2 separate regions of the Homo sapiens genome follow, and region 1 is linked to region 2. A link is a contact called in ENCODE Hi-C or POLR2A ChIA-PET data. All regions are on one chromosome and are shown on one strand. Each heading gives the region's core, a stretch centred on a gene start or an enhancer-like site at or near the end of the contact. The rest is flanking DNA. Distances are from core to core; before and after follow the strand shown. Region 1 overlaps CCDC68 (coiled-coil domain containing 68). Region 2 overlaps RAB27B (RAB27B, member RAS oncogene family).

Region 1 (3,207 bases), core at 34-2,533, 72 kb after region 2:
CATGTGATGTTAAAGAATTGTTGTAATTTTGCTAGCTGTGATAATTGTGACATTCTTTAAAAGGATTGTATCTTTTAGTAATACCTACTGACATATTTGCAGGTGAAATTGTGTTACATTTGGAACTGCTTTAAAACTCAAAGAGAGAGGTAAAAAGGACATGCGGATAAAGATTAAGGAAATTTAGCAAAACATAGATAACTATTGAAACTGGGTGATGAGTCTATAGGGTTCATTGTATTCCTCTATGTATTTTGGTTTTGTTTGAAATTTCTATAATAAATAGTAAATAACTAATAATTAAACTATAATAAAAAGCCCTGTGAGGTAGGATTATTAATCCTATGTTACTGATAAGAAGCCAAGACTCCACTCCCATAGTAACATTAACTTACCCAAGACGAAGTAAAATTAATAGAGCTAAAACGCCAACCTTGGTCTTTTAGAAGTTCAGAGATGTTTCCATCATATTAAGACTGGCTTCCCTGGAGAGAAACAATAACAACAACAAAATATTTAAAATCTAACAGTTGTGAGCTAGGCTGCAAAAAAAAACACAAAGAATTTGCATATTTGAGGGCATCACTTTGAAACAAGATCGCTTCTGGGGATACTACAAAGTCCTGCATTTATCCTTTAATCTTCAATGAAATTGACAGAGGATGCCAAGAATTTTCCATTTTATTATAAATCCTCTTAGCAGCTATGGCTTCTATTAAATATTTGTTTCCGCTGAAGTTGATTTGGCAGCAGCAACTCTGCAAGTGTGCTTTTGCAAACTGTGAATGGAAGTACGTCTCTTACTGGGTCCTCTGAAGTATCTTCCGGGATTAAGATATTGGTGCAAAACAACATTTAAATGCTTGAAGTAAGAGAAACACCCATAGAGTCAATATGCAGTGTGCTTGGAAGCCAGAGAGAGGATGGTCAGGCCAGGGTAGGGGTCAGCAAACCCCAGCCTGGGAGCTCAATCCAGTTTCCCTCCTGTTTGTACAGCCCCAGAGCTAAGAATGGTTCTTACATTTTTGAATGGTCAAACAAAAAAATCAAAAGAAGAATAACATTTCATGGCACATGAAAATTATATGAATTTCAAATTTAGTATTCATAAAAATGGTTGGAAAAAATCAAAGGAGAACATTTCAAGACACATGAAAATTATATGAAGTTCAAATGTAGTGCCTATAAATGAAGTTTTACTCTAATACAAGATAGCCATTCATGTACATATCTTTTATGTCGCTTTGGCGCCACAAACAGCAGAGTTCAGTAGTTGTGACAGAGAAAGTACGTGGCAGGCAACGCCTAAAATATTTCCTTATCTAGCCCTTTACAGGAAACGTTTGCTGACCTTTGGGTTGGGGCTTGGCAAGGAGTGGGGGCAGGACCAGTGGGAAAATAGAGGCAAGCAAAGCAATCGATCTGGCCTGAGTTTGTTTTTTTCCTCCAGTACAGTACCCTGGATCTACAGTCCCATTTGACTGATTTACTTTCATTTTCCTTTTTAGTATGTTATGCAATGTGTACATTAACAAATCATAAGAGGCATTTTATCATAGGAATGAATCGCTCTTTAGAATGAATCCCACTGCCTTCTCAGGCTCTTTCATAATTTGAAAATTGCATCGGGCCTTATGTCTTTTATCCTAAAATATACTCTCTTATGTACCTTTTATTCTTAAAATCAAGGAATTTTGTTTCTTGATGACTGATATTTCTGAAAACTTCCCACCTTTTCCACTCACTGGTTGGGCCACCTTAAACAAGTTACATAAAATCTTTGTCTTCACTTACATAGCTGTCAGGTAGGGGTGATAACACCTAGAGATAGGAAAATGAGTTTTTTTTTTTTAAATGCCTGCTAGCAGAAGGCACTCACTGGACAGTCACTGTCAATAGTGTTGCCCTGTTATTTTATATTATCAATAGCCACAGAAGACAAGCAGGGCAGGTAGTTCACATCTATCTGGTTGCAAAGCTTTATAACTGTATCCATATGAAATTAAATTCCATTTCTGTCTTTGGTTCAGAAAACTTTTGTACCCAGAGTCCTTGGTTGGTATAAAGAAACCCAAGGGGAACATAAGCCGGCGAAGTCCAAATTGCCATATGGCATTACTATCCTGGGGAAAATCCATGTTAGCATTTTATTTCAGCCAGAAGTAGATTAAGGGGATAAAATTTTCAAAATAAATCACAATCAGTTAATTAAAGTAAGGAAAGACTTTTATTTGTCTTATGCTAGAATGGATTGAAGACAGCTTACAGGTGGCATCACGCCAAGAGGAGGTATTTCCTAGACAAGTGCCTTTCAAACAGGGCTCCCAGGGAGGAGGCAGAGGGCTGCTGAATAGACAGGGCTCTGCCACCTCAACTTCAACCACCCCAGCTCTGCTTTATTCTGTCTCACACACTGAATTTTTCCATGAGGCTTTCTGTGAAGAAAGAAGGTTCCACAGCTGAAACAGTTTAGAGGCAGCCTGCCTAGTCTCATGGCTCCATTCTGCCACTCCATACCTGTGTGACCTCTGTCAAGTCCCTTAACTTCTCTGTGCCTCGGTTTCCTTAACAGTAAAATGAAAATAACATTAATTATTAACAATAATCAATGTGGGGTTGTTCATGAGTTAATATTTGTCAAGCACTTATAGCAGCACATTTAATATATAATAAATGATTTGTACATATTTGTCAAACAAGTACATAAAATATGAAACCACTATCCACAATTAAGGCTGACATGAAATCTGGGTGGTTTCCTTTCTTCCAGGAAAGAAGCAGGTTATATTTTAAATAATCTGTTACTGGGCTATGAAGGAAAAATTGCTTTGGGGGACTTTAAGACTAGCAAACCCGGGGGAGAAATTCCTTATTGCTAATGCACCGATAATTTGTCAGTTTCCTCAAACAATGATGCTAACATCTATTGAAGAGTTTACAATCTACAAAGCAATGCACACACGTTATTGTGAACCATAATCCATGTGATAAACCACCACACCACCAGGCACCCAGGAGAATCTAACTAAACCTTGTGCTCTGGTTAATGACATGAGAATAGCAGTACTACACAATAAACACAAACAAATGCCTGTGATGGGTTGAATTGTGTCCTCCCTTCAAATTCATGTTAAAGTCCTAACCCCCAGTTCCTCAGAATGGGACCTTATTTAAAAATAGGGTTTTGCAGGTGTAATTAGTTCAGTA
Region 2 (3,568 bases), core at 613-3,112:
TCAACCGACAGCTTTATGTGTTCTCTGCTAGCACAAATTTTACTTTCAAGTGCAGTATCTCTGTGCTTTGCCTTTTCTCATGTTGTTTGAAACTATTCCTCTGAAGATATATTCTATTTTGAGAAGGTTTTGTACTCTTGTGCAACTTAAGATAGAAAAATGAGCTCAGGGGCCAGGCACAGTGGCTCATGCCTGTAATCCCAGCACTTTGGGAGGCCGAGGCGGGCGGATCACCTGAGGTTGGGAGTTCGAGACCAGCCTGAACAAAATGGAGAAACCCCATCTCTACCAAAAATACAAAATTAGCCAGGCATGGTGGTGCATGCCTGTAATCCCAGCTACTCAGGAGGCTGAGACAGGAGAATGGCTTTAACTCGGGAGGTGGAGGTTGCGGTGAGCTGAGATGGCGCCATTGCACTCCAGCCTGGGCAAGAAGAGTGAAACTCTGCCTTAAAAAAAAAAAAAAAGAAAAAAGAAAAATGAACTCAGGAAGCTAGACCTGGAAAGCAATACAGTGAGTCTTTAATCTAAATACTTACCTCATTGATAAGAAGGGAGAATCCAAGTCCTTGCACTCGGATGGACACCACTTCCACAAATGGCTCATGAGATTAATTTCATTAATCATGACATTTGCATGGCTGCAGATAGCTTAAATAAATTTATACACTCAACAAATATGTATTGAGCTCCTTCTATATGGCAGCCACTGAGCTGAGCTCTGTGGATCCAGCAGTAGACAAAAGAGATCAAGTTTCTGTGCTAATGGAACTTACATTAAACAAAAATAGCAGGAGCTGAGAGATAGAGTGGGGAAGAGTGAATCCATGAGCAACTTCATTTGAGATATTCTAGCTATGGAAATTCTGTTTCTGCATATATCCAGGATAAAATTCCCTTTCCATATAAAATAAAAATATTCCTACTTTGTTTCTAACACAATTTGTATTTCAAATTATAATAATAATCTTGGATTTTCCTTCTCTGTATATGACTTCTCATCCAAAAACTGAGGGGCTAGACCACCTGATTACTTGAATTCCTTTTTACCTTTACGACTCTTCATTAAACAGAGCCTCATGGGTGTGATACATTTCAGTTCTTTTCCCTACTCTTTTTAGCCCCTTGCCTTCCCATGAAGGGCTTGTCTGTATCTAAAAGTCCTCCTGGTTCTTGTGGTACAGCTTGTGATACCACGATAAAGACTAAGTGAGATGCATTTCCTGAAACACTGCAGTCTTCTGGCCTTTTCTTCCCTTTTATATCCACAGAACCAAGAACCAGCAAGACCATCAGTCATTGTACAGGAATAAACAATACTGTTAAACTTGTCAGCCTTTTGATCCTTCCCACATCATTTTTTTTAGCCCAGTTCTAGGAAAATTTGCCAAGGCTTTTTTTTTATGGTGTTGTATTTGCCATGCCAACAACCAACAATAGAATATTGAGGCTATATGATTTTAGGACTCAAAAAAATCACATAATAATAAAAAGAGGAGCTGAGCCAAATCCTGTGTGTGTGTGTGTGTGTGTGTGTGTGTGTGTGTGTGTGTGTGAGTGTGTTGACAGAGACAGACATAGACAGAGTGAGAGAGAGAGGAGAGTAGTGATATAAAAAATAAGAAATAAAATTCATTTTTGAAAGGAGCTTAGAAGTGAACTGTCTCATACCTAGCTTAATATGTCAAATAGCCTATTGGAAAAATGAAGATTTTTCCACAGTGCCAAGCTTTGCATTCATTTCAGGTGGAATTTGTGTTAAATGTCAGGAAGTGTCCAGCACCCTTCACTTATAGAAAAGAGGCAATGTGGGCCACAGTGGAATTGATTTGTGTTAGCCTGGATTGTTCACTCTGGATTAGACTTTGACTGGGAGGTGGCACCAGTATTGCCCCAGGCAGGTTTATGTACAAAAGACAGAGAACAGTCTGGCTGCCAATCAGGAAAACATGATAGGTCGTGTAGTTAGCAAGTGGTAATAGTCTCATTCTACAAGTGGGAAGTAATCTCCCATGCTATGGTCCTGTATCTCCTCTCCTCATGTCTAATTCCCCTCCACGCTATAAGGTTAAATGCAAATTTTCCTTCCTCTGCAGTCTTCTTGGATCACTGCAGTCCCTGAAGACACTGTTTTGTTTGAATTGAAAACACAACCAGGATTTGACTCATTTATCAATTAATCATTCTACCTTGCAAAATTACGTTGTATTTTCTCAGATCCTTATTTCACTTTTAAGTAATTCAGACCTTGTCAGAAGCTAGACTAGAACTTCCATTTTTAAAATTTTCATCTTTGGGCCTGACACTACGTATTGAAGACATTTAACTAGATTTGCTCATGACTTAGTGTTTCTTGAGACTGTCACGCATTCATACACACACATTTGCTAAAAAAAAAAAAAAAAAGTTAGCTTTAAGCAAAATTTTAAAGTATGTAGATGTGTCTTATTGACTCCATTCTTTTCACTTTTTCTGGGAGCCACGAAATCCAATGTCTTCAATTTCACACCCCCACTGCAAAAACTGCTAAAAAAATTAAGGCTTTTGCCTAGGGAAGAATTTGGCTTTAGTTACTAATATCGTATAATAAATTTAAGCACTTTCTTTTTTCTGAAAATTAACAGTTTCATCCAATTCTACTAGTGAAATGACAAACATTATCACCCTCCAAAATAGTTTTACATGAGCAAGTTTAGGGGAAGAGGGAAAAAGGTAGAGTGATGGTGATAACAGACCTTAAGTGTGGGGGGAAATCATACTATGGCAGAAAACTTCTCTAGCTATCTATTTGGGTTGACTAAGAGCAGCAACTAAGAATAAGAGCAGCAACATATTCAATGATACAGTCCTGGTAAAATATTTTACCAGGCTGAGCGTGGTGGCTCATGTCTGTAATCCCAGCACTTTCGGAAGCTGAAATGGGTGGATTGCTTGAGCCCAGGAGTTTGAAACCAGCCTGGGCAACATAGCAAAACCCCATTTATACAAAAAATACACACAAAAATAACCAGGTGTGGAGGCGTGTGTTTGTAGTCCCAGCTACCAGGAAGGCTGAGTTGGGAGGATCACCTAAACCAGGGAAGGTCGATGCTGCAGTGAGCCCTGATCATGCCACTGCACTTTAGCCTAGATGACAGAGTGAGATCCTGTCTTCTCCAAAAACAAATTTTTTTTTGGAGAATCTGAGAAACCAGTCCATTCTTGGCAGTCACACAAAATAGACATTTTCCAATGTCTGTATTGGAATAATTGAGACATGTGTATCCTTCATGGCAATAATTGAGACATGTGTATCCTTTTATTAAGGAAGACGGGTCTTGATGGGTGCTATGGATCTCTTCCTAAGAAATGATTATGCTTTGTCTAGGTTTTTTTTTTTTTTGAGAACATCCATGGTCAGCAAAAATCCATCCAGAGAGCTCTGCTAGTGAAGAAAGTGTGTTATATGGCAGGAAAGCTTTAGAGCAAAAGTATGAATTTGCAGCTTTAAAAACATCCTACCTCAAAAAGCATTAATTCATGAAAGAAACATACATTCATAATAAAGTATAACGTAAAGCAATGCAAA

What was found. Hi-C counts contacts between places; a loop is a spot of excess contacts on that map. ChIA-PET counts read pairs that join two places held with the same protein, here RNA polymerase II (POLR2A).
Region 1: a map of Calu3 shows a loop between it and region 2 (2.8-fold over the local background). The contact joins two enhancer-like sites. A Hi-C loop is called at or near these places in 2 of 168 maps with a recorded cell type or tissue (Calu3 and endothelial cell of hepatic sinusoid). POLR2A ChIA-PET finds 5 or more read pairs at or near these places in 3 of 52 experiments (Panc1, activated CD8-positive, alpha-beta memory T cell and naive thymus-derived CD4-positive, alpha-beta T cell).

Annotation. Positions count from the first base shown.
Region 1 is chr18:54,944,993-54,948,199 of GRCh38, forward strand. CCDC68 (coiled-coil domain containing 68) reads right to left here. Exons shown (of 12, transcript NM_025214.3): 2 at 396-485. Among named protein-coding and RNA genes, the nearest start is that of CCDC68, 13 kb to the right of the region's middle. Within about 2 kb of position 1,284, at least 16 of the 41 ENCODE cell types and tissues checked have a DNase peak (open chromatin) inside an H3K27ac peak, as active enhancers do.
Region 2 is chr18:54,872,174-54,875,741 of GRCh38, forward strand. All of the region lies in intron 1 of RAB27B (RAB27B, member RAS oncogene family), which reads left to right. Among named protein-coding and RNA genes, the nearest start is that of RAB27B, 45 kb to the left of the region's middle. Within about 2 kb of position 1,863, at least 2 of the 41 ENCODE cell types and tissues checked have a DNase peak (open chromatin) inside an H3K27ac peak, as active enhancers do.